Regions from separate parts of the Mus musculus genome. Here regions 1 and 3 are each linked to region 2. A link is a loop called in an ENCODE intact Hi-C map of the cell type or tissue named here. Cell type or tissue: left cerebral cortex. All regions are shown on one strand. Links, peaks and the distances in the headings refer to the core of each region. The heading gives the core; the rest is flanking DNA.

Region 1 (8,244 bases), core at 1,128-6,127, 400 kb after region 2:
GTACTAAATGTGGAAAAGGATATCATTGGGCTAAGGACTGTCGTTCAATTAGAGATATACGAGGCAGGCTCTTGCAGCCTACAAGGTCTTATTGTCCACCCTGGAGTTGTAGATCAGGATTATAAAGGGGAACTTCAGGTTCTCTGTTCTTGTCCTCAAGGTGTCTTTTCTATATCACAAGGGGACAGAATAGCTCAACTAATAATTTTGCCAAGCCTACATGGCTGTTTTCCTTCCTCTGGTATTCCTCGAGCTGCCAGAGGGATTGGTTCTACTGGAAATGATTCTGCTTACTTAATAATGCCTTTAGATTCCAGGCCATCCTTGGAGTTAGTTATAGAAGGGAAACAATTTAAGGGAATTTTAGATACAGGAGCAGACAAAAGTATTATTTCTTCTCACTGGTGGCCAAAAAACTGGCCCGTAACTCAGTCATCACACTCTTTACAAGGGCTAGGCTATCAGTCCTGCTCCACTATTAGCTCCCGTTCTTTGAGCTGGCAAATGGGTGTCACCCATATTTCCTCCTTTGGGAAAAATCACTATTTACATGTTTGTTAATCTGTCTAGGCAGATTTATTTGTATCTTGCAGGAAAATGGTCTGAAAGATTCGATGAGACCCTTGAGGTCCTGAGAGCGGCTGTTCTCAGGATCAACTCGACAAGAGTGGACCTGTCATTGACAGAGGGTCTCTCCTCCTGGATTTCATCTGCTTTTTCTTATTTTAAGGAATGGGTGGGGGTGGTTTTATTTGCTGCTGTTGTCTGCTGTGGACTTGTGTTTATGCTCTGGTTGGTTTGTAAGCTCAGAACCCAACAAAACCGTGACAAGGTCATTATCGCTCAAGCACTTGCAGCCATTGAACAAGAGGCCTCCCCTGAAATTTGGCTGTCCATGCTTAAGACCTAAATGACATCTGAGTTCTCTGCTATTGCGTCCCACGGATTTGTGGATACATTGCACTGGGATGTAAGAGACTCAACGCTCATTGATCAGCACTTACACCTCGCTGAGGTTTACTAATTCGTTTTTTGGCTGGCCTCTTTTATAGAGTTCGCCCTAGGTCATTTAGCAGTTACTGTCACACAGTACTGCGGTATCCAGAGACGGGCAACTTTCCTCATGCACAGACCAACCTAAGACACAGGACCCGGTGGCGATAGGGTTACCCTATGACAGGAAAGGCTGTGAAATTGGAGGAATGACCTAAGACAGGAGCCACAGCAGATGGACATGACTGCAGACGCTTAGACCAGCCTCAAATTTTAATAAAATAAAAAGGGGGAGATGTGGAGAGCCATGCCGCGAGCAATCGTGTGAATGCCATGAGCAATCGCCATTATAAGATGGCGCTGGCTTCCACTGCGCCTAACTAGTAAATAAGCCTTATGCGCAAGTGCAAGAGTGAACTCACGCCTAGTCACTGCCCATCTCGCAGCATAGTAATGGGGTGATGGGCGAGCAATGAATCAGGAGCTGTCACACCACATCAGGTGCTGAAACATCACGCTGTGGGCTATATAAGCAGCGCCATTTTCCTGGTTCGGGGTCTTCCCTCCTGATAAGCAAGCAATAAAAGCTTTGCCGCAGAAGATTCCGGTTGTCCTGAGTGTGTTCTTGCCGGCGGGGACAAAAGCTCGGGATAACTTGTTAAACAAAGCAAGCAAGCAGGCAAGCAGGCAGCCAGCCAGCCAGCAAGCAATGGCCTCTATATGCCAGAAGCCTAGTTATAGAATGGTTTTAAGTGGCTCTGGATCCATCACCTCAAAGACTATTTTGTGAAATTTCCATAATAAAATGAAATCTTTTATGTAAATGAAGGTGATGTGGTAATAATAGTATACATATTTTTTAAAAATCAAAGGGAAAGATTGCTACTAATGTGTAGCTGTGTTTATCATATAGACTGGAAATGGCAAAATATTTTTCATCAAAATTTTGATTTATCAGAGCTTGAATCTAGGAAAAGTGCCACACTTGAAAATAAGTGCTACAATAGTAAACGTTTAAAGTAAATATTCACTATGTGCCAAATACTAGCAAGTGAATTACATTTTTAGTCCTTATACCCAACAGCTGTATGAGGAAAGCATCCCACTTTGATGGTTGGCACATTACAGTAACAAAGGATTAAATCAGGTGTCTCATATCTATGAGATATTAAACTGGGCATGGGAGTGTGGTACATTATACCCATGTACTCTGGCTTCAAAATAATGAGCTTTTAATTAGCTTGGCTGTTAGAGAAAGAGAGAAACAGAAAGAAAAGGAAAGGTATAATTGAACATGCAAAGGCATTAGCTAATACAACCATATCTAGTAAATAAAATTGACTATAAAAAGAGCCCTTGTACTTTCCTCTAGTTTCAAATATATGGCTGCATGGACCATGAAAGAAGAGCAGTGTGCCACACAGTAGGTTTACTCAAATAGTTTCTACCCCCAAACATTTTTTTATGGCCTTTCCTACATTCCCCTTAGTCACGGCTCCCCTATACTCAAACTTTTAACACAGACCATAACTCCAAAGGGCACTGTATGATAACTGCTGTTGTCTGGAGTACCTCTCGGCTGTAAATTCACAGCCTGTTCCTGTCCTGGCATAGGCCTTGTATTGTATTATGTGGACAATAAACAGTAATAGCAACAGGGACAAATGATCATTTAAAGGTATCAAATTACAACAGTGTCTACAGTCATCTTTACTTTTACTGGATAGAATGGGTCTTTAAAGATTGTTCAAGGTCCTAGGGCCCCAGAATATACAGAGTTTTTCAATAGGTAGTTGATTAATTACATTGAGTTATAAGGATATATGGGATTTATGACCCTTGTTAAATTGATGGAGTCATCTTGAAGCAGTTATCACTGATGACTGCCTATGGGTACCAAGTCTTGTGGATAGAAACTCAGAAGGAGTTGCAACCATTCACCATCTTCACCTTCTCCCTTAGGAAGCTGCTGGGGATAAAGACACATTTCTCCCATCCGGTCACATCCCCTCCCTTTCTTTCTTCCTTTCAAATTCTGTCATGGTGATAATTATAATGGAAAGTGCCTGTGATATCTAAATGTCTACAATAAAATCCATAATTTATTATCATTTTTCATAATTATGACACATACTATTTATCACACAACCACAATATAATCCTTACTTTGTCTAAAGGATACATGTTAGGATTATAATAATAATATAATTTCATAAGAAGTAGTGTCTTCTATATATACACAAACACTCAAAAAAAAAAACTAGACAGAGAAACCTAAAAAGTCTATTTTACTATGAGTGAAACTTCATTTTGGCAATTTCCAGAGCCTGGGATTTTTCTTCTTCATCTTTGAAGCACCATCCAGGGTACTTTTATGCTATAATAAAATAATACTGGCTCCATCTGGTGGTCAATAAGCCTCCAGCTTCATGAAATCAGTCAAAGTGTTTAGGGGTTACTGGAAATATAATTGCATACTGAAGTATCTAAGATCTGAGATTAACCAAGTTTAATCCCGTTTTATTTATTTTTTTCCCTCTACTTAGCCTCACTGTTTCATATTAGTAAGGGGTTTACAATAATTCTTAACAGAATTTTTTTCCTGTTTTTCTTTCAGCTAATCTGAGAAATGTGTAGGTAGCAAGTTTCTGAGAACAATTCAGTTAAAATGTATCCTGATTCTCAGATTGGATTCCAGATGGACTATAAAGTATAAAAATATCCACCGACCTCCAGCTGTATTTTCCATTAGACATTTGCACAACAGTAACCTGTGGGAGCCCAGAGCTAGGCCTTCTGTACATCTGCATTATAGTCAAAGCTTCATCTTGATTTTTAAATTATGTGTCAGAGGACTGCTTGCAGAACCACAACATGAAATATCAGTGCTAACAACTGTGAGGACTCTGCTAATTTTACAGATGGAGAAAATGAGGTTCAAAGACGTCAAGTGCACTAAACTGCAAGTTCCAGAAATCACGTTATTTAATTTGTTTTTGTTACATTCACTTATTTGTCTATGTGTGTGTGAGTACATGTGCCATGTTGCATAGGTAGAGGTCAAAGGACAACTTACAGGGTTGGTTCTGTTTTTTCACATGAAAGTCAAGGTTTTGCTCTGGTAGCAAACACCTTTACCCATAGACCATCTTTCTGTCCTACCTTATTTTTGAGACAGGGTCTGACTGAACCTATTGCTCAATGATCTGGCTCTAGGGATCAGCCTGTCTCTGCTCCTCAATGCTGGGGTTACAGGCATGTATTTGGCTTTTGTGTGGGGTCTGGGGAGTTGAACTCAAGTCTTCTTGCTTTCACGGCAAGTGTTTTGACCAGTGAGCTGTCTTCCCACCTGAGATAAGTTTTGTAACAGGCTGATGCCTCCACTCTACATTCACTCCCATGGATGCTTTCTCTCTGCAGGGAACACCCACTGTAGATACTTTCATTTTTAGTTTGGTTTTTTGAAACAGGCTTTGTCTGTGTTGCCCTGGTTGTTCCAAAACTCAGAGAGCTGTGCCTGCTTCTGCCTCCTGTGTGTTAGTGGCTGGCCTTGGGCACTGTATATTCAGTTGCTGATTTCTGTGTCCAGTCTGGATGCTAGCATTATCTGGTTATTGAACCATCTCCTGCATTGGTGTTGTGTAAAAAATGCTCCCCAATTTTCTCTGATTGGTTAGAAAAAGCTGCTCAGCCTATGCTGAATAGAGAAGATAGGAAGGCTGGACTTCTGATTCCAGCCACGGAACCCAGGGAGAGCAACCACATGAAGAGACCAAGAGTGGCCATGAGGCTCCAGGAGGAGTCAAGTGGGGAGTCACCAAGGGAGTTTCTATGAGGACACACATGGACCAGAGCAAGCCAGAGCAACACTCACACTGAAGGCAAAGCAGCTGGGAAGCAGACATTTTAGAATCGATGAAGATCTGCCCAGTCATAGTGCTTAAAGCTTGGTAATAAACTTAACAGGTCTTTGTATCAATTATTCTGGAGTTAGAGTAGGAACAGATAAGGCAATCATGCTTAAATTACAGTCAACACCTAAGTGCTGGATTAAAGGCATGAGCTGCCACATCCAACATTCACTGCTGATGTTTTCAACAGCTCAAGCAATCATGATCATTTAGAAAACGGAGTGTATCCTTGGCATTTAAAAAATGATCTAGAATCAGGTTGGAAAAATGGTTCATTAGTTAAAAAAGTATTTGTTGCTCTTTCAGAAGACTCAACCTCAGTTCCCAGGACCAAAGTTGCACGAAACCACCTGTACTTCAGCTTGAGGGGATCAGTAGCTTACCTCTGGCCTCTGTGCCTGCATGCACACGTGTGCCCACACACACAGGCTAACAATACATTTAAAAAATGTTCTCTAAGTATCTCTTTCCTACCTTCCTTCCTTCCTTTCACTTATTTTCCCATACTGTGTTAGATTTAAAAAAGTTTAAAAAATCCTTTTATCTAAAAATAAAATTTCACCATTTTTTCTCAGGATCATATTACTTTGTTTGGTTTATAATTCAAGTAACAGCTATTGTGTTAATAATGTATAGCCATTACAGGACTTAATTGAGGCTACTACAAAATATACTAAAATACATTTAAATTAATTGAGTTTATAATATATTAAAAAATAGGGAAAGTGGGGTGAGGTGGTGGAGGCTTAGTCAGGAGATGAACTAGCTCAAGGCCAGTCTTGGGTATGTAGGGAGAGCTTGCCTTTGAATTCAAGGGTTGGGAATGATAATTGCCCTGTACACACAGGTCCTGAGTTTAATTCCCCAGTACTGAAGGGAGAACTTAAATCAGTAAGGATGGAGTCTAAATAAAGAATATTAAATTGGGTTTTATTCATTAGTAAATAATAAATTTGCCCTATCTGACAAGTAACCCTTTCCCATATTTCTCCATTCTTCATGATTCCAAGAAAGAACTGTATCATACAAATGATTATTAAGGGCTACTGGGAATTACTGGGAGATATCAATAGCTTTTTAGTAAGGATCCAGCTTTGTACATATCAGCTATGGTTTGTTGCTCCTGTTCAATTCACAGCTTCCTTCACCAAGGCTGACTGATGTTCCCACATGTCCTACAGAGCACAGTGTACTTCTCCAGGTGTGTGACCCACAGCCCTCATAGTCTGATAGCCATTTGACAGTGATTCTGTGTCACCCTCCTATGCTGGATGGGGAAACTACAAATTATATATGTAGCATTGTAGCAAGAATGGAAGAGACAAACCCCAACCAACCCCTGCTCCGACCCCCGCTGCCAAATACCCGAAAAACAAAACCAAACGAACAAAACCCTTAAGTTCAAAATAAAAAGATTTCTGAAGCCAACCAGGTAAACTAAAAATATAGCTATTAAAATTGCCTGCATCTATGATCTCCCAGTAAACTAAAAACTGTAGAATATGTATGATTTTAGCAGTACTTAAAGGAAAGCTCTACTGCTTTTTTTTTTTTTTAATAATGAATGAATGAGATAACATTCTTCAAATACTTGCCAGAGTTTACATTAATCCTTAAAATACTTGCAAGTAAGGCGTGCCAAGACACGCATTATTTTTCCTCTGCGACCGGAGAAACTGAAGGAAGCAGTAAGTTTTCTAAAACTTACAACAACTTCCCCAGCAGCAGCACTTTTAGGACATGAGGTGACTGAGACACAGTGGGCTTTCCCACTTTACCTCCTGCAGCAGAAGGGCTATTCTTATCCCTATTGCACGCCTGAGGAAGCAGGGGTTCAGAGAGGTTAGGTCTCTTGCCTCAGGTTATAGGGCAAGATTACAGATGTGGAGGGCAAGGGTTTGAAACCCCAGCTTTCAGACTTCAAAGCCTGCTGCTTTTCTATCCTGTCACAAAGCAAACTAGTTAGGGTGGGTGGGGGAGGTGGCAGTGTGCACTGGAGGAAGGGAAACAGTGTTAGCTCCTGCCATGAAAGTTCGTACACTGGACAAGGAGTAAGGCATAATCTACCAAGGGAGGCAGAAGAAATAACACAGAAATTTTGAGGAAGCTTTTGGGAAGTTCACTCAGGTGAGTGAGTGGAAGCCAGACAGAGTGAGGCAGCAAAATGACCTTGTAGGAAAAAGACATTTAGCCACAGTAGATGCAAGAGACAGCGGAACCACTCTGTGAGGACAACTCACTGAAAGATGCATTTGAGTAAGACAGGGAACTCATTCTTTGAAAACAAAGACTGGATGAATAGGATGAGGAAGGAGAGGATGAGGAGATGAGACAGAACTGGGACCATGAAAGTGCTCCACTGAGGGACTGAAGCCTGCTAAGAGGTAGGTGGTCACACTTATTATTTGTATGCCAACACTTCACGAGATCATTCTCAAGTCTTCTATAAAACCCCAGAATGCTTTAAAGTCTTCTCATTAATTATATTGCTAGCTTGAGGTAATTGATGGGACTACATTTCCAAGTTTGGTACCCACAATTCTTTTCATCATTAGTCTTAAGAGAGTTCAGAGAAAAAGAGTGGGGGAAGGAAGGGCTAGGAGGAACAAAGGAAAAACAATATAGAGAGCTTTCAAACTTTGGAGTTTACTTCTAACTACTTTAGGTAAAGCTATTTTTCTTCAGTTTTTTTGTTTTGTTTTGTTTTTTCCAGAATACTACAATCTAAATAGGAAACACATCTGACTTTTAAAACAGCATAGTCAGTCATTTCTGGCTCTGTCTTACTGTCTTAGAAGAGGTTATCTGCTTTGACCACGTTTTCTCCCTATCAGTTTACATGCTGGTCTTCCCTTTTCTCCATGGTTAGCGACAGCTCTAACAAATTAAATTAGGAGATGGAGAAAAGGTAGGAGAGACCATCACCAAACTGCTTCTTTTGATAAGTGACTGTCCAAATGGTCTTTCTGGAACCTGGGTTTGGAGGATGGGTGGAACAAATGTCTTTGCTCAGCTTTAGCCTGATCCCATGCATTGCATGCAAGTACTCAGTTTGCTGAGCCCATCATCCAGCAATAGGTCGTGTTGTTTGTGGCTCATTTCATTTTTAAAGGAAACAGTGCTTTGTAGCTTACAGTGGAAAGAGCACTGAGTAAAACTTCTGACTCCCAAATCCACTGAGTAAGTTAGGGTAGGCACTAAGTATCTTTAATGGTTTGGATTCTTCATTTGCTAAGTGGAAACTCTCCTTGGTTAAATTTCTTCTCAGGATTGGTAAGAATGAACTGTAATGAAGCCTGAGGCAGGACAGTGTTTGTGTTATATAAATAAGAAGTATGAT
Region 2 (8,244 bases), core at 1,488-6,487:
TTCTATCACCTGTTTGGATGTGTTTTCCTGTTTTTCTATAAGGACTTCTACCTGTTTGGTTGTGTTTTCCTGTTTTTCTTTAAGGACTTGTAACTCTTTAGCAGTGTTCTCCTGTATTTCTTTAAGTGAGTTATTAAATTCCTTCTTTATGTCCTCTACCATCATCATGAGAAATGCTTTTAAATCCCGGTCTACCTTTTCAGGTGTGTTAGGATGTCCTGGACTGGGCGAAGTGGGAGTGCTGGGTTCTGATGATGGTGAGTGGTCTTGGTTCCTGTTAGTAGGATTCTTACGTTTACCTTTCGCCATCTGGCAATCTCTGGAGTTAGTTGTTATAGTTGTCTTTGTTTAGAGATTGTTCCTCTGTTGATTTTGTTGCCCTCTATCAGCAGACGTGGGAGACTAGCTCTCTCCTCTGAGTTTCAGTGGTCAGAGCAGTCTCTGCAGGCAAGCTCTCCTCTTTCAGGGAAGGTGCACAGTTATCTGGTGTTTGGACCACCTCCTGGCTGAAGATGAAGGCCCAAAACAGGATCTTTCCCAGAAGCTGTGTTGCTTTGGCCAGGAAGGTGGCCGGTTGTCTGGAACGGAAGGTGGGGCCGCCTCAGAAGCTCTCTGGCTCTCCCCTGTCCCAGAAATGGCTGGCCTCTGTATTCCACACCTTCACCCGTGCAGCCTGCCCTCCGCGGAGTCCTGGAGCCAAGGAGGCTCCCGCCGCCGGGGCCTGAGGCACAAACCTCTAGGGCTGGCAGATCCCTGTGCACTCACCAGGAAGGTGGCCGGTTGTCTGGAGCCGAAGATGGCGCCGCCTCTCCAGCTTGTTTCTTGAACCATTAAGTTCTATTAAATTATATGAGGATGGTCAGGTGCTGGACCACACCTGTAATCGCCTAATTTGGGAGGTAGGGAGAGGAGGTTCAGGAGTTTAAGACCAGTCTGAGTACATAGCAAATTCATGATTTTCCTGGGCTACACAATAGTCTGTCAGTAAAAAACCAAACAATTCTCTAAAACAAAACTCAATAAAACAGAAACAAAGAATAATTCTCACCATAACAAACAATAGCAGTAGCAAAAAGTACATCAAGCCTGAGCCAGGCTCAGAGATGGAACAGCAGTTGTATATGTTGGAGTCTTTAGAGTCAGTCTGTAGTCTCTTGTCCCACATCTTACCAAACTGTAGGAGGTTCCTAGTTCTCCATATCCTTGGTATCACAAAGCTTTAACACATTTCTTCTTTATGAAAAGAAAAGAGGGGCTGGTGAGATGGCTTAGTGGGTAAGAGCACCCGACTGCTCTTCTGAAGGTCCAGAGTTCAAATCCCAGCAACCACATGGTGGCTCACAACCATCCGTAACGAGATCTGACTCCCTCTTCTGGAGTGTCTGAAGACAGCTACAATGTACTTACATATAATAAATAAATAAATCTTTAAAAAAAAAAAAGAAAAGAATTACTATTTCTGTGTTTTCTGTTGAGATTAAGCACTTTATTATAACCTATTGTTTGTTAGCTCATTTTTTTCTTGTAACCTGTCAGTTCATACCATTTTTTTTAAATCTTTTTTTTTTTTTTGTCTATGAGAGACTTGTAAGAAAATTCTTTAAAATTTTTTGATTTATAGTATGCTTTATTGATAACATTGTCTATTCTTGTCCTGGATTTTGCCTTATGTTTCTTATTTTTAATGTTTTCTTAAATTTCATTTAATAAAGTTAAAGATTGTTTAATAAAGTTTTAGTATATGTGCTGCCGAAGCGAGCACTGTTTAATAAAGTTGTGCTGTTCAGAAACTATATGGAATTGGGGTTGGGTAGGTGACTCAGGGATTGAAAGGTTTGTCAAGAATTAAGACCCATGTTCAGATTGCAAGAAACCATCTTAAGATGGATGTATGTAGTCGTCCATATCTCTAACCAGCATATTTAAGGCAAGATGGGAGGAAGAGATAGGAGAATCCCTGGAAGCTTGCTTGCTAGCCTGGTGAATACAGTAGAGAAAAGATACTGCCTCAAGGAAGGTGGAAGGAAAGTTACAGTACCAGAGGTTGTCCTCTAGCCTCTACATGTGTAATATAGCATGCCTATGTCTACTCACACACACATTTTAAAAACAGAAAGTATAGAGTTGGTTTTTAATTTTAATTAATTTATTTTTAGGCAGGGTCTCTAGCCTAGGCTTGCCACAGACTCACTGTATTACCCAGGCTGACTTTGCACTCCTGATCTTCCTGCCTCTGCTTTCCAAGTGCTGCTATTATAGACATGTACCACCACACCTGCTTCATGTATGTTGGGGATTTATCCATGTCACCAACTATATCATGTTCTCCAGCTTTTATTTTATTTTTTGAGACAGTGTTGCTCTATGTTGTCCAGGCATTCTTCCAATTTATGGCAATATTTCTGCTCTATTCTCCTGACTACTAGGTTTGTAGGTATGAATCAACAAGCTGGATTTCAAATTGAATTTTAAAATATTGAATTTTGCTTTAATGTCTCAGAGGAAGAATTAATAATATGTTATCTTGATAATCCCCCTCTTCAATTTTACAAGCATAGCATCAGAGTTTTTATTTTTTATTTTTTTATTTTTTTTCGAGACAGGGTTTCTCTGTGTAGCCGAACTCAGAAATCTGCCTGCCTCTGTCTCCCGAGTGCTGGGATTAAAGGAGTGCGCCATCACGCCCGCTTGTATCAGAGTTTTTAATCACATTTGCTGAATATACCTACAGTTTAATTTTATGAAATACCTTATCCTTTAGCCTAAAATTTTAATTTTAACTTATATATATTAAGAAATTTAAAGTATCTCTCAGACTTTTGTCTCTTTACTCCTTTTTAAAAAATACATATATACATATACTTATACTTATACTTATATCCCCCCCCCCTCTTTTAGTGATAGGATCAAACTTACATGCTAGATAAGTGCTCCACCTCTGAGCCATTTGCCAGCCCCCTTATGTAATTTCTATTATTCTCCCATTGGTTTCCTGAATGTGTTTTGTTCACTTAAGTTTATTATATTTTTAAAGACCACTTGAAAAGTTTTATTTTTTGAGAGTGTAGCTAGAGGATCTTTTAATGAAATGAAGAAAGAAAGAAAAGGCTGGAAGGAAAACTTTTGAAAGAAATACTGGTTATTATAATATTTTTTTGAAGAATTTCTACTGTAACTGAAATTCATTCAAAATTGATTTTCCCCTTTCTTTTAGTGTTCAGGATTCAATCCACTGCTTCATACATGTTGGTTTAGTGTCCTACTAATGAGTCACATCTCCAGCCCTCATTCATTGCGATTAAAACAGTAGGAAGTAGTTGTTGTAAAATATTTACATGCTAACAGAAGTGCGGAATATTAATACTGCAGTAGCAAGGGGCTGGGGAGCTGGCTCGTAGCTAAGTGCACATCCTTCTCTTGCAGAGAAGCTGAGTTTGGACCCCAGCACTCATCTGAGAAGCTCACAGCCACCTGCATCTGCAGTTCCAGGGCGTCCCAACAGGTTGGCCTCTTTGAGGACTTGCACTCAAGTATATATATCCATGTGCAGACACGTGATTAAAAGTAAATCTTTTTTAAAAGATGACAAGACATTAGAACAGGAACGAGAAATGAGGTAGGACCTACACATTAAAGAGATTTCGGGGCATGAGGGTTGAAGAAACTGTGGCCAAAATATGCAAAGTTTCAGTTAGAATTAATAAGTTCAAGAGACCTGGTTATAATAATAATAATGTATTATATACTTGAAAATTCCTAAGTGAATAGTTTGTAGTGTTTTAGCAATAAAGAAACTTAAGTATGTACATTAATACATAAATATCTTGATTTGCCTTTTAAATTTTGTTATTTTTGCTGTCCTGAGGAACAAATCCAGAGCTTTATATATTAGGCAAACATTCTATCACAGAACCAAACCTTAACCTTAAGTGGCTCTTTTTAGCCATTCCACCATGTATATATGGCTGTCGGTTTACATACTATAAATATGTATCATTTATTACTTAAAAATATAAATAATAAAAAGGGAAACATTTACATCATAAAATGCTTTTGGATAGAACATAGCACCGAGGACTTGACTTTTTTTTGTATAACTACTGTTACTTTCAGCATTTGGTAGAGGCAAGGAAAATTAGAAAAGTTTCATTACTCTGTTTAGACACAGGATGGCACTCTTTGAATAAGTAATTAGCCAAAGTCTACTTCTCCCTGAAAAAACCGTGCTTTAGGATGCAGCTACTTCCTAGGGCCAATTAACAGAGAAAAAAGCTTTTCTCCTAGGTCATCTAGGTGCTTGGTGGCGACCCCTTTACTTAGCTTTTCTGTGCTGGCTATATCCTTCTTCAGCCAGTGTTTGTAACATTAAAGAAAGTTGAGTCTCATCTACTTAATGGATGATTTTATGCAAAGACAGCTAGGTAGCTCTGTGCCACATTTATTTTTTTGGTGTTTACTAGTGTGTTATGAGGTCTAGCAATCTCTATTACACACACACACACCTCAATGAATCTTTATTTAAAACTGTCAGTACCAACCACAGAACACATTTCCACTTTTGCTATGCACTGAGCCAGATAGTGAAGATCAAGGTCAAGATGAGAGCTACTAGCCCCTGGACCAATGTTATGGCCTTCCAACCCTTTAAGAATCATTGAAGTAATTGTATCCTTCCAGGTTCCCACCTATGCCTTTTTAAGCCATTCAAGGTTTTCCAGAACGGAAGGGAAAAAATATCAAATGGACAACAACGTTAACAGAAGTTAGAAATTTAAGAACTGGTATTTAGAACGTGCCTCCTCCTTATTTACATCCCTCAGGTCCAATTTCATTTTCTGGTTCTGACCATAGGAAATTGACTGGGTGTTAATTAAAGACTGGAATTTCAAGGCTCAATTTCCCCTCCCCCAACCTTGGCAACCCTTAAACAATTCCCAACCCCGCACTCCACAATACAGACAGATAAATGATGCGGCAGATTACACAGCTGAAAGGCAATATTTGTCCTGAGCTATTTTCGATTTTCTTCCTGTTTCCGATACTTTCGCCAGACATTGTTTGCTTGCTTAGGACTTGGAAAGTGCAGTGGGCATATTTTTTCTCTATGGTTTAATGCCAGGGGCTTTTTCCTGGTAAATGAAAGTGAAAGTGCTATGTCGGGGTGGTATTTTATCTTTAAAGGCTGAACTGGCAGCTGATGTGGAGGGGGAGGTGGGATTGGAAAGCAAGAAGAACCGGTTCTAAATGTTTTGTTTGTTTATCTTGAGATCTCAGCAGGGCTCCCGTGTTGTCGCTGCGGCCCCCACCCCCAACCTTTTTAGGGGGCTGACTTAGGCTTTATTTTCTTTTGAGCAATCATTGAAGTTTCTTTCAATCTACTACAAACAAGCAAAAACAAACAAACAAACAAACAAACAAAAACAACTAAAACACCCCCCCCCCCCGCCCCCTCACTTGTGGCTTTCCCTGGTGCAGTTTAAAACACCATCTAGTCTCTCATCTGGAAATAATGCAATACTCCCCACCCCCTTTTCCTTTTATAGGTCCACATAACCTGAAGTCGATAATCACATGGAAAATGTGCAGGTCTCAATTTCGTTTCCTTTTTATTCTTTTGGTGGTATTTTCACTTGTTGAAGTATATATTCAACACACAGGCGTTTTGTTCATGTCTTTAAGTCTTGAAATTTTGCTCTACTGATCTGACTCCTTACATGACAAAATTTATGAATAACTTTTAAATATTTACTGCAGAAATTAAAATAAAACAAACAAACAAAAGTCAGAGAATGACACCAAAAATTCTAACAGTGACATTAGTCTACCCACCCCATCCCCCACCCCCTACCCCGTGCCTTTCCTTTTTCCAAGAAACTGTAAATAACAAACCAGACAAGACTCCGCAAGAGGTTAGAGGAGGAGGAAATAGGCGGGGTGGGTTAGGGGAGAGAGGTTAGAGGGCCGGAGTTTCTCTCATTCACAGGGTGGAAAAGTTGACATTGTCTAAGCCCTTCTGAATGGCTGGTGGTTGGATACCCCGATTGTACCTCTACTTCCCCTCCCCCTCCACGTGACGACCCAGGACACATGCGCACCCGACGCAGCCGAGGCACATCTGCAGACTGACGTCAGTTTGTTCTGCCTCTGAGGAAAGCTGCCAAAATTTTCTTCTGCTGCAATTGAAGTTGGCTTGGGGCCGGCAGTGAGCTCGAGGGCTACTTCAACAAAACTTTTCCTGCCCTTCCTGCTCCTCTTGTCTTCTCTCTCCTGATACCTTTTGATGCTCTGCACATGTTATTTGCATAGCAAAGGCACTAAGCTGTCCAGGAAGAGAGGGCACCACTTCCACCCCTAATAAGCCTTTCCCCTCCTCTTTCTTTTTTCCTTTTTTTTTTTTTTTGAGGGGGGGTGGGTGGGGGGAGGGAGGGAGTTGGGGGTTGCAAAGCACTTCTCAGGTTGATAGCCTTGGATGTATTGAACGGATTTTTTTCTTTTCTTTTCTTTTTTTCTTTTCTTTTCTTTTTTTTTTTTTTTAACTGCCAAATCGGAAAGTCTGTTCTTTAAAACTCCAGTTAGCGAGACTATAGGGTTTTATTCTGGCTGCAGAATAACTGGCTGGTGTGGCTTTGCAAGGGGGGGCGGGCAGGCAAAAAGAAAAGACAGAAAAGAATACGTGAGTCGTCCAGTGCAATCTCTATTGTTTGAAATTTACTTTTTATCAGAATTTGAAGATGAAAACGGTAAGGAAGACTTCACAATATTCAATGAAACCTTAAAAAAAAAAACCCAACAACTTGTGCTTTGCTTATCTTCCGAAAAACGCTTAGATATTCTCTCTCTGTCTCTCTCTCCCTCTCCCTCTCCCTCTCTCCCCTTCTCTCCCTCTCTCTCTCTCCCTCCCCCTCTTCTCTCTCTCTCTCTCTCTCTCTCTCTCTCTCTCTCTCTCACTCTCTGTGTTGTGTCTGCGCGCGCGTGCGTGCTTTATGGCAAGAAGTGAGTTTCACTAAACTCACATTACAGATAGAAATCTTTTAAACTCTAGTCTACTCGTGGATGTAAAATTCCGGGGCTTACAGGTATTTTATAATGTGAAAATACGCGCTTATTGTATGAATTTGCATGTTGTGCGAAGTGGACTTGATTATGATCATCGTGGACTTTTAACTAATCACCAGATAGCGTGGAGAAGGTAATGATGATGTGTGTTTTTAATCGATTTCCAGACTTATGAAATTGCCTTCTGAGAATCCGTTTCATGTCAGTGTCTTTAGTATTCAGACAAGTGCATATTTCATGCCTGTGCTCTCAGGGTAGCAGTAGTGTGCTGGCTGAGCACCGATGCTCTAGGATATGTTAAGCTCTTAATAGGCTAATCAAAGAGATGAAAGCGTGTGGTTTTGATTTACTTTTGCCCACTTGGGCCATGCTAGACTCATAACTCTCTGGAGCCTTGTTTATCAGAGTATGTCTGTATATATGGTATATAAGACTGAAGTTCAGTGACTGGGGAGAGAGAACAAGAGTGCTGAAGGGAGTATTGGAAAATCTTTCTGATAATATATGCTATAATTCATGTTTTTGATAAGCTGTCCACTTGTATTAGGGGCAAAGAGAGCAAGCCAGAGTAAGAAAGCACACTGAGAGGGAACAAGAGAGTAAGTTTCTTACTCTTGTTTTTATTTGAGCTGCTGGTGCAACGCGTTTGGGCCAAATGCCAACTGTCTGGGTCACACGCGTTTTATCCAAATAGATTTAGCGCTGCTGTCTGGAAATGGGCTGCTGAATGTTAACTTTAGGATCAACTCAACCAGGGCAGCTCAGACTGTTACCCTCTGTCTGGATGAGGTGGAATGGGAAGGGGGGTTGTGTGTGGGAGGGTGTGCAGAGAAGAGGGGAGAAAAGGGAAACCAAACCATTGCTTGGAACTTTAAAAAAATACACTGAATATAATTTTCAATTTACTCTCTTGTGTTCAGAATTTTTGTACTATTTTTTCTTTCTTTTTCATTTCTTTTCTTAAGATTATTTTGATTAGACTGAACTATTTAGTGGTGAATTTGGAGCCCTTAAAATTCATGACAGGGAAAGAAAGGCAATGTAAAACTTAAAGGCGTCTTAGAAAATTAATTTTGAAGATGATTATTTTCCCCAAAGCAGCAGTGCAGCCTTGTTTATATTAACCTGATGCTTACATGTGAATAGTAGTGATGTTTTTGGAGTGTGCTACATTAAAGCAAATCATTC
Region 3 (8,244 bases), core at 1,128-6,127, 230 kb after region 2:
GAGAGATGACTCTTCCACTGATGTCCCATGAGACCCTCCTGACCTTTATGTCACCCTCTTCTTCACTCCACTGAGCTTATTCTTGTATGAAATTCCAATTCTATTTACTCATCAAGAACCCTTGAGGTCAAATGAAGAAGCCTAGACATTTTTTTTCATGATGTGTGGAGACACTGCCTAACCAGTGAGGCAGAAGTTCTTCAACCACACTTACAGAACTCAGTGATCGACACCTGGTATGTAATGACCACTCCAGTAAATCATCAGATGGGTTTTGGCTTATTTTCTGTTGAGAATCCAGCTAGGTTTTCTATACTACTCATAAACCTCAAATCTTCCTGCCCCAACCTTTCAAGTGGCTACAGGCATGGGTATCACCACTTTTACCTAGTAAGTGGTTCTTGAATTAAAAATTCAATCTTAGACTTAAGTCATTTGTGAGATACCACTCTGTAGCCCCATAAGAGAATAAAGAATCCTGAGAGAGAGAGAGAGAAAAAAACTTGTTATCTCTCACAATTCTTCCAGAAACAACTGATCTATTATGTAGTACATTTTTCATCTACATAGTATGCTTTTCAGATTATATGTATATATAATATAATAGTGCTTAAATGGTACCAAAAGTCACTTTTAATGTACTCTCCTTATAACATATGAGGATTAGAGATAGACATAATACACTCCCAAGTACCTTAATAACAAATATGCAAACACACGATGAAAAATACTGGTGTGGACATCTATATATTTCCTTTCAAGTAGCACAACGTTTCTCAACTCTTCCTATTGTCTTGTATTTGGACACTGTTAAGAGGAAGAGAGTAAGGACACAGATGAACTAGAGTATTAGCACATTAAAACACTGTGGCAAGGATACATCATTAAAAATTGACATCTTTGACCAGATAATAAGTGGCCCAGTAATGCCACTACAGTCTGGCATCCACCCCTAAATTGGTGTTGATATTAGACCCCTCATGTGATGGTTTGAAAGTATGGGAGTTATGGGAGATGATTAGGTCTTGAGGATTGAGCCCTCATGAACACTAGAGTGCCCTACAGAAGGGGCTCTGTAGAAACACAGAAAAGGAAAAAGATTGTAACTAGGATACTGGTTAGTGCTCATAAGACATGGTTGTTGATGCTTTGACTTTGGGTTGCTAAGGACCACAAGTAGTAACTTCCTGTCGATCATTAGCAACCCAGGTTACAGTTCTCATCTCTACAACACTCATTCTGTATGGTTTCTCCCCCTACTGATAACAGAGCTAGACAATGGGTCCATGGCCCTAGAGGCCCAGGCTGCCATGAGCTTCAGCATGTCCTCTTTTGTAGGACAGCTAAATTATCTCTTATGTAAAATTCTTTGGACTCACTGGGTTTCAGATATTGAATTTTTCAGAGTTTGGAATATCTGTCTAGACTTTAAAATCTATAATGGTCTAGAACCCCAAACTTTTTAGATGTCATACCAACATGTTTTAGATTTGGGAGTGTTTGATTTGGATTGGATTGGATTAGATTTAGCCTTTTGTTTGTTTGTTTGTATGGTTGATTTTTTAGACAGAGGCTCCAGTAGATCAAGTTCATCTTGGAATCACCAAGTTGTGGAGGGGGAACTTGAATTACTATTGTTAGAGGAGTGGGCACAATTCTTGGACTGGGGAATCATATCCAGGACTTCATGAGTGATAAGCAAGCAATTAACCAATTGAACCACATCTCCAGGTTCAATTTCAGAGCATCTTTTATTTTCAATTTTCAGGTTAAGGATGATCAACTTAATATGAATTGCAAAGTTTCCTTTTTGTTGACATGTTGGATTCCTGTTGCAAGTAATACCAAGAGTCTGCCCCGGGACCTGCATGAGGCAGAGCATCATCAAACAGTTCATCTTCTTCAGGAGACAGTTCCACAGGAAGACAAAAAGCAGTAAGTAGAGGATAGTCTATAAACTGCTTTCACTGTAATTCTCTCTTGCCCCAGGGCAGGGGGCAGCCCGACCATGCAGAGTCTGAGAAGTTTCTTTGAAGCCCAGGACAGGATAGGTCCCTATGGCACGTGGTCTTAAAGTTGCACTGCATCAATTATAGAACTCTTAACAATACAGCAACCCCCTGAAAAAGTGAGACATGGGAAAATCAGCCCACACAAGATTTATAAGCTGAGCCTCTACAGGCTGTCCTGTAACCACTGCCATTTCTTGGGGTTGTGGCTGCTTTGGCATCCATCTTTGCTCTTGACTCTTGGTGGCCAGCATCAAAGTCTCTTGGCTGGTGGCAGGCAGTGCTTCCTGTCTCCCAAAATAACCAGAGGTCAGAGGTCATAGTTACCACCACCCAACAACGCTCGCCTGCTGCTGGAGCCACTGAGCAGACGGAAGCAGTGGAGGAATTGAAGACTGGCCGTGTGATTTTTGTTTTGTTTTGATTTGTTTTAATAGAGTAAGGTCCCTTACAGAGAGAGAGAGTGACCAGACAGAATTGTATTCTATATTCCTGAAGAGAGAGAAAGAGAAAGCAACTTAGCAGTCATTTAGTTATGATTTAATATTAACAAGCTCCAAACTTTCAAACCCCCTTCAACAGAGCCTTTCACCTTCCAAGTGACTTCAGCTGCTTCAACACAACCCCCTCTATGTCTGGGGCATCAATTTGATTTACAGAGCATTTCAAAATATTTATATATTTTTTAGGGTTTCCATCACAGCCTCAGCCAGTAACCTGCTGTGTTTGAAAATGTCTGGGCAGTAATTGTCATTGTTTGCAACAGCTATTTTGGAGTCTGGAGAGTACTGTGGCATTTTGTAGAATCTAGGAATGCAATTACCAACGTTGTATACACGATCCAAGTGGCTTTCTGGCTTCAGAAGCTCCACCCCAGGGGAGAAGGGACAACAGCAAAACGTTTGTTTAATTTTTCTCTTGTAGTCGGTCAGTGATAGGTGGATTATATTAAGGCCAATTTGGCAGGAAGATTATTAGGGTAACAATTCCTTATAAGTACAAAACAATGTTGAATTAAACAAGGAAGAAAAATATGACCAGGGTGAAAAGCTCTTCTGACCCAGGGTCATATCTAAGTGTCTGGGGAAGAAATCAGATACCATAGGGACGTCTGGGTCCTGGAGTGAGTCATCCTTCATGATGCAAGGGATTGTTTTGTACCAGTTAAAAGAAAGAGCTACAGTGCCACTTAAAAATGACCTGTTAACAGTTAGGGGCTTTGTGTTTGAAGGGGGGGGGGGGAGACAAACCCCTATTGAGTAGGCCATTTTGGACCGTGTAGGTCAGTGCGCAGGTTCCCACTTGTCGTAGGGGATTGAGGTGTCTTAGATCTTATCAAGTTTTGAGGGGATAGGGTTACTCCCAAATGATTTCTTCTCTTCAGTTTTATTTATGTAATTTTTTTCCCCTTTTAGATGTTATCTGCAGACTGCAATGCTAGCTAGCACCCTTTCCTAGTGAGAAACAGAGTCTGGAAACAGAATCTCTTGACTTCCAGGTGGGCAAATGATTTGAGTAACTCCGAAGCTCGAAATAAGGATTTGTTAAGAAAGATCTTAAAACTTAAAACCATAACCTGCCCATGGTTGGGTATACCTTAGAGGTAAAACACGATTTCAGCAAACAGGAGCCCCTAGAGTCCACCCCAATCAATAAAAGGAAAGAAAAGGGCTGGAGAGATGGGTCAGGGGCTAAAAGCACTGGTTGCTCACCCTGAGTTCAATTCCCAGCAACCACACGGTGGCCCGCAACCATCTGTAATAGGATCTGGTGCCCTCTTCTGGTGTGTCTGAAGACAGTAACAGGGCACTCATACATAAAATAAATAAAAATAAAATCTTTAAAGGAAGAAAGGGAGATCACTAGTTTGCGAGTAACCGCTCCCGCCCCCCCAAGGCTTTGTATGTCTTCATTCCCGTGCCTGTGGGGTGTTGGGAATCTAACGCCCAGGAAAACAGAGCCCTCTGAGCTTTAGCACTGTATGGGTAACTTGCTCCCAGCCACATCTGTCCTTTGATGTGAAGTTTTGTTTTACAGCTGGCTTTTAGACAGCCAAGAGGTCTCAGGTCAACTACAATGAAGCGCCCTAGCTAGGGTCCTCGGTAGGTTATTGAGGTCCATGACTTCCGGGCCAAAGAAACCCGACCCTGGCATTCCTGGGCTCCTGCGTGGCTGGGACCTTTTTCTAGTTTATTTCTCCGACCAGCTTCTTCACCCCTGCATGGAATCACACTCAGGACAGACGCCTCCACCCCACCCTATCCCTTCCACCCCCATGAAACCCCCCGTTTGTCCTGAAGCTCCGCTGCAAGGGGCCCGCCAGGCTCCCCCAGACATCTATGACAACAGCAGACGCCGCGCCAGGAGCACACACGAGCTGTCTCCAAGCCGGATCCTTGCCAGCGACTCGGTGGGGGGAAGAGCTGCCTGGAGAAGGCTAATCATTCCCAGTCAGGCTGGCTGCAGCCCACTGCGGCTGCGCGGAGGCAGCTGTGGGCCCATTGTTCACGCAAGCAGTGGCCCAGGGCTTAGGGAGGACTCCAGGCCCAGACTCGGTGCTCAGAAGTGGTCAGAATTATGGAATTTAAACTGTCCACCACTTAAAGGAGTGGCCTCATGTCCAGTATCTTGATAAATCACCCAGAAAGCTGCAGCGGGAAGCGATGATCTTCAGGGAGGATCTTGATGGTTTTTTCTTTTCAGATTATGCACATGACCAAGATAAAATACCTTTCAGAGTCTCATTTACATAAATTACATGGCTCTGAAATGCCAATTTCGTATCCCGACAGGTCTGTCTTTCAGCCAAGGGAGCTTTTACATGTGAGTTTCACTAGGTAACTCCACCCTCTTTCATCTATACTTAGTTACACTGGTTTGTCTTTTATTACTGTAAGCATGGCTTTGGAGTCCAGGAAATGAAAGCATTGGTATTTTGGTTCATTTATTCATTCACTTTAAAAGGAGACCAATACTTTTGTGATGTAAAGATGTTTCCGGGGCAGCAATGGCAGCTTTTGCCGGAAGAGCGGATTTAACAATAAATTCATTATTCTTGCAGAATTTTTCTGGTGCCAGGAAAGCAACGTGAGTGGAGCCTCACAGGCTGGGATGGGGGTGGGAGGCTCCGAGCCCATGGGAATTCAACCAGCAGAAAGGACTTCAGACCCTCCTGGGTTCACTGCAATCAAGCGAAAATAACTCCCACCACAAAATAGCAAGTTAACTGCTTCTCAAGTGTAGATAGCCGGAGATTGGAAAAGGGATGAGTTCACAGTTGGTATCCCGTCTAAACTGCACCCCCACAGTTCCTGGCAACAACCAGGTAGGCTTGGTCCACTATAAAGGGGGCTGCTTGGTGACTAATTTAACCCTCAAGTTCTGTCTCCTCCATTTGCGGTCACGTGGTGGAGGTGAAAGTCCCAACTTATCTCGCCTCCTTCTGGCGGTCAGTTCCACCAGAAAGTGTCCCAGAACTGCCAATCACCAGCACCTTATTAGCATACGAAAGACTTTATCTCGGCAAAGGTTGGGAGGAATTTAGGAGTAAGCCCAAGTCACAGTGATAAATACAAAGACAACAGACTCAAAATACAAACAGGACAGTAGAAACACCAAAGAGAATTTTAGGTAGATACTTGTAAGTTGTACCTTAAAGTAAGTACAGGTGGAGCTTGTAAGGCTTGATATCATACACAAAAATTGTAATGGAGTTTGAGATGAGAACTGGGTCCAGGATGATAATTATGTAGTTTGGATCATTGAACATGGGGGGGGGGGGGTGTCCCTCGATTCAAGGAACACCTGGAATATTCGATTATTTTAATAAGAGTCTCTGAGCTACCCTGGTTTCTACCTTTTTAATTTCAAGACCCTGTAGTTCTTCAGTGGACCACAGATGCATATAAATAACTTTAGTCAAAGTAATACCCAAATCATGGGATGTGGTGTTGAGACAATCCTGTCTCTCATAAGTGAAAGCTTCTGACTTGTGGGTGTTATGACCAGTAGAGTTTATGCCAAAGTCCGTGGCTGCAAACTTTTTGCCATGTAGTAGGTCCCTGGTTTACTGCAATGTTACGGATTTCCATGCTATCAGAGTGAATATTTCCATAGGTGATAGTTTGGTCAGGTAGAGCTCTGCAGAAATGAAATACAAAGTTAAACCTGAGAAGGCTAGGCTGACTCCATGACAGGCTTCAGATTGGCAGTTCAGGAGACGAGGCCTACATCCTTGTTTCCAAGAACTGGGCAAGTCCAGGCAAGTCCAGGCCTCAGAAGCTGCCCTGCCACCTGGTCTGAGGCACGGACAATTGGGTCAACAGTAGTTTCCAGACCTCTCCAGCAACAGTTTCTAGCCCCCACACCCAGGTAATGGTTCTGGAATGTCCCTAGAGATGAAGCAAGATAATGTGCTTCCCCTAATGTGCTTTAAGTCTGGCCTGCGAGTTCACTTGCTTATCTCTCTATCTTGGTAATGTGAGACCCTAACATGCTGAACTTCTGCAGAATAAAACACTCTTTGTGTTTACACACTATTTGAGACCAGGGTATCATTCTTCAGGGAATCGTGAACTCCTACCACTCAGACCATGTATTTATCTCAGAGTGAATCATCAGCCCTTCCACAGTGGAAGGCACTCAGAGTAGTCAAGCAAGTGACTCACAGGTCAGCTTGAGGGATGAGAACGTATCCAAGTCTGTTGCTGGCAGGTTGGATATGCAGCAGTATAGAGACCCTGAGTATTTATCTATTGTCATGTCAATTCATGGACTTCACCTCTGCTCCTGAGGGCACTTTGCTCATTGTCACTGTGGTAAGCGATGACAAATGTTGGGTGCTACATCTCTTCTTTACACTTCCATCTATGTGCTCTAACTGGTTTTCTTGTTGTTGTGACAAAAATACCTGGAAAAAAAAAGCAATTTAAGGGAGAAAACACGTGTTCTGGCTTACAGTTTGAAGGGATACCTTCCATCATTGTAGAGAAGGCATGGTGGCAGGTGCAAGAGACCAGCTGGTGACATTGTGCCTACAGGCAGGAAGAAGGGAGCAAAGAATGCTGGTACATAGCTAGGTTTCTCCTTTTTATGCAATCCAGGGCCCAAGCCCAAGGAATGGTAAAGTCCACCATTGGGGTGTGTCTTTGCATTTCAATTAAACTAATCTAGATCATCCCTTGTAGACACACCCAGAAGATTGTCTCATTAGTAATTCTAAATCATCTCAGGTAGACAATAAAGTTAACAGCCCCAGGCCCAAAATCCATTGTCCCTTAATCTTAATCTTCCTTCTCTTGGGCTCCTGACAAGCCAGCTATACCACACACTACTTCCAATGAATTAGATTACATTCTATCTTGTGGCCACTTCTCTGACCACACACACCAGTCCAAGTCTTGCCTGTGCCTTTTCTTCTCAGCCAGTTCTCACAACCACTCTAAAGCATGTAGTAGTATAACGCATCCTTTTTTTTTTCTCTCACATACCAAGCTGATTAATTGGTGAATCAAGCTTGATTTATTTTTTTCCTCCTCCAGGAACTAGTTGTAAGGGTTGTAAACCCAGAATGAGATGAAGAAGGGAAAGAGGGGAGATGATGTAACAATGGTGGGTGACGCACAGGGTTGAGCCCCCTGTTTATCCAGATGGCTTGTGTCCTCTTGTCCTGCTGTTGTACCATTGTGGGTGGATTCCTACAAGGTCCTCTGACTCACTAAACTGAAATCTCATGTAGGATGAGCAATTTTTGGTGAATAATTTCACATATGAGTAGTTTTAGACAGCTGGTATTCCATGCTCAGACACTCAATCAGGGCTCAAATATGTCTTCGTTTTCTCAACAGAGGTTAAATGTTCCACTGTGGCTAAGACAGTCTTGATTCATAATCCTGGGGATCTGAACTTGATTGTGTAGGTCTTGTCGTATGCATCATTTTCTACCACTGCTTTTCTGGGGTGAAATCCATAGGTTCTGGAAGGTGATATGATCCAAGCTCCAGCATGGCTAGCACTATAACCTTTTCTGCTTAGACCCCACACTACATAAGTAAACTTGCATCCATAGACTAAGGCTGGGAAATATGGCTCAGTTGGTGCACTGCTTGGTTAGTGTGCATGAAGCTCTGAGTTAAATTCCCAGCTCCACATAAAACCAATCAGGCCTAGTGATGCATAGCAGTTAATCCCAGAACTCAGGATGTAGAGGTGGGAGGGTCATCGAAGGGTACATGGC

Evidence for each region. Hi-C counts contacts between places; a loop is a spot of excess contacts. Peaks named below come from ENCODE experiments on the same cell type or tissue, not always from the same donor. Only the 100,000 strongest peaks of a DNase experiment are listed, where the experiment ranks them.
Region 1: a loop joins it to region 2, with 12 times the contacts of the local background. A loop is called at or near these places in 19 of 42 quality-filtered maps.
Region 3: a loop joins it to region 2, with 6 times the contacts of the local background. A loop is called at or near these places in 6 of 42 quality-filtered maps.

The regions. Positions count from the first base shown.
Region 1 is chr13:104,678,002-104,686,245 of GRCm38, forward strand. All of the region lies in intron 11 of Cwc27 (CWC27 spliceosome-associated protein), which reads right to left. Among named protein-coding and RNA genes, the nearest start is that of Cwc27, 130 kb to the right of the region's middle. In left cerebral cortex, for the core only: a CTCF peak has its summit at 3,408 (motif pointing left); a DNase peak (open chromatin) is centred at 3,395.
Region 2 is chr13:104,280,925-104,289,168 of GRCm38, forward strand. Adamts6 (a disintegrin-like and metallopeptidase (reprolysin type) with thrombospondin type 1 motif, 6) reads left to right here and starts at 6,911. Exons shown (of 25, transcript NM_001081020.2): 1 at 6,911-7,076. In left cerebral cortex, for the core only: a CTCF peak has its summit at 4,164 (motif pointing right); DNase peaks (open chromatin) are centred at 4,269, 4,606, 5,052, 5,517 and 1 more place; H3K4me3 peaks cover 2,091 bases; H3K27ac peaks cover 1,850 bases.
Region 3 is chr13:104,514,054-104,522,297 of GRCm38, forward strand. No RefSeq gene overlaps it. Among named protein-coding and RNA genes, the nearest start is that of Adamts6, 230 kb to the left of the region's middle. In left cerebral cortex, for the core only: a CTCF peak has its summit at 3,787 (motif pointing left); DNase peaks (open chromatin) are centred at 4,444, 5,037 and 5,365; H3K4me3 peaks cover 1,256 bases; H3K27ac peaks cover 968 bases.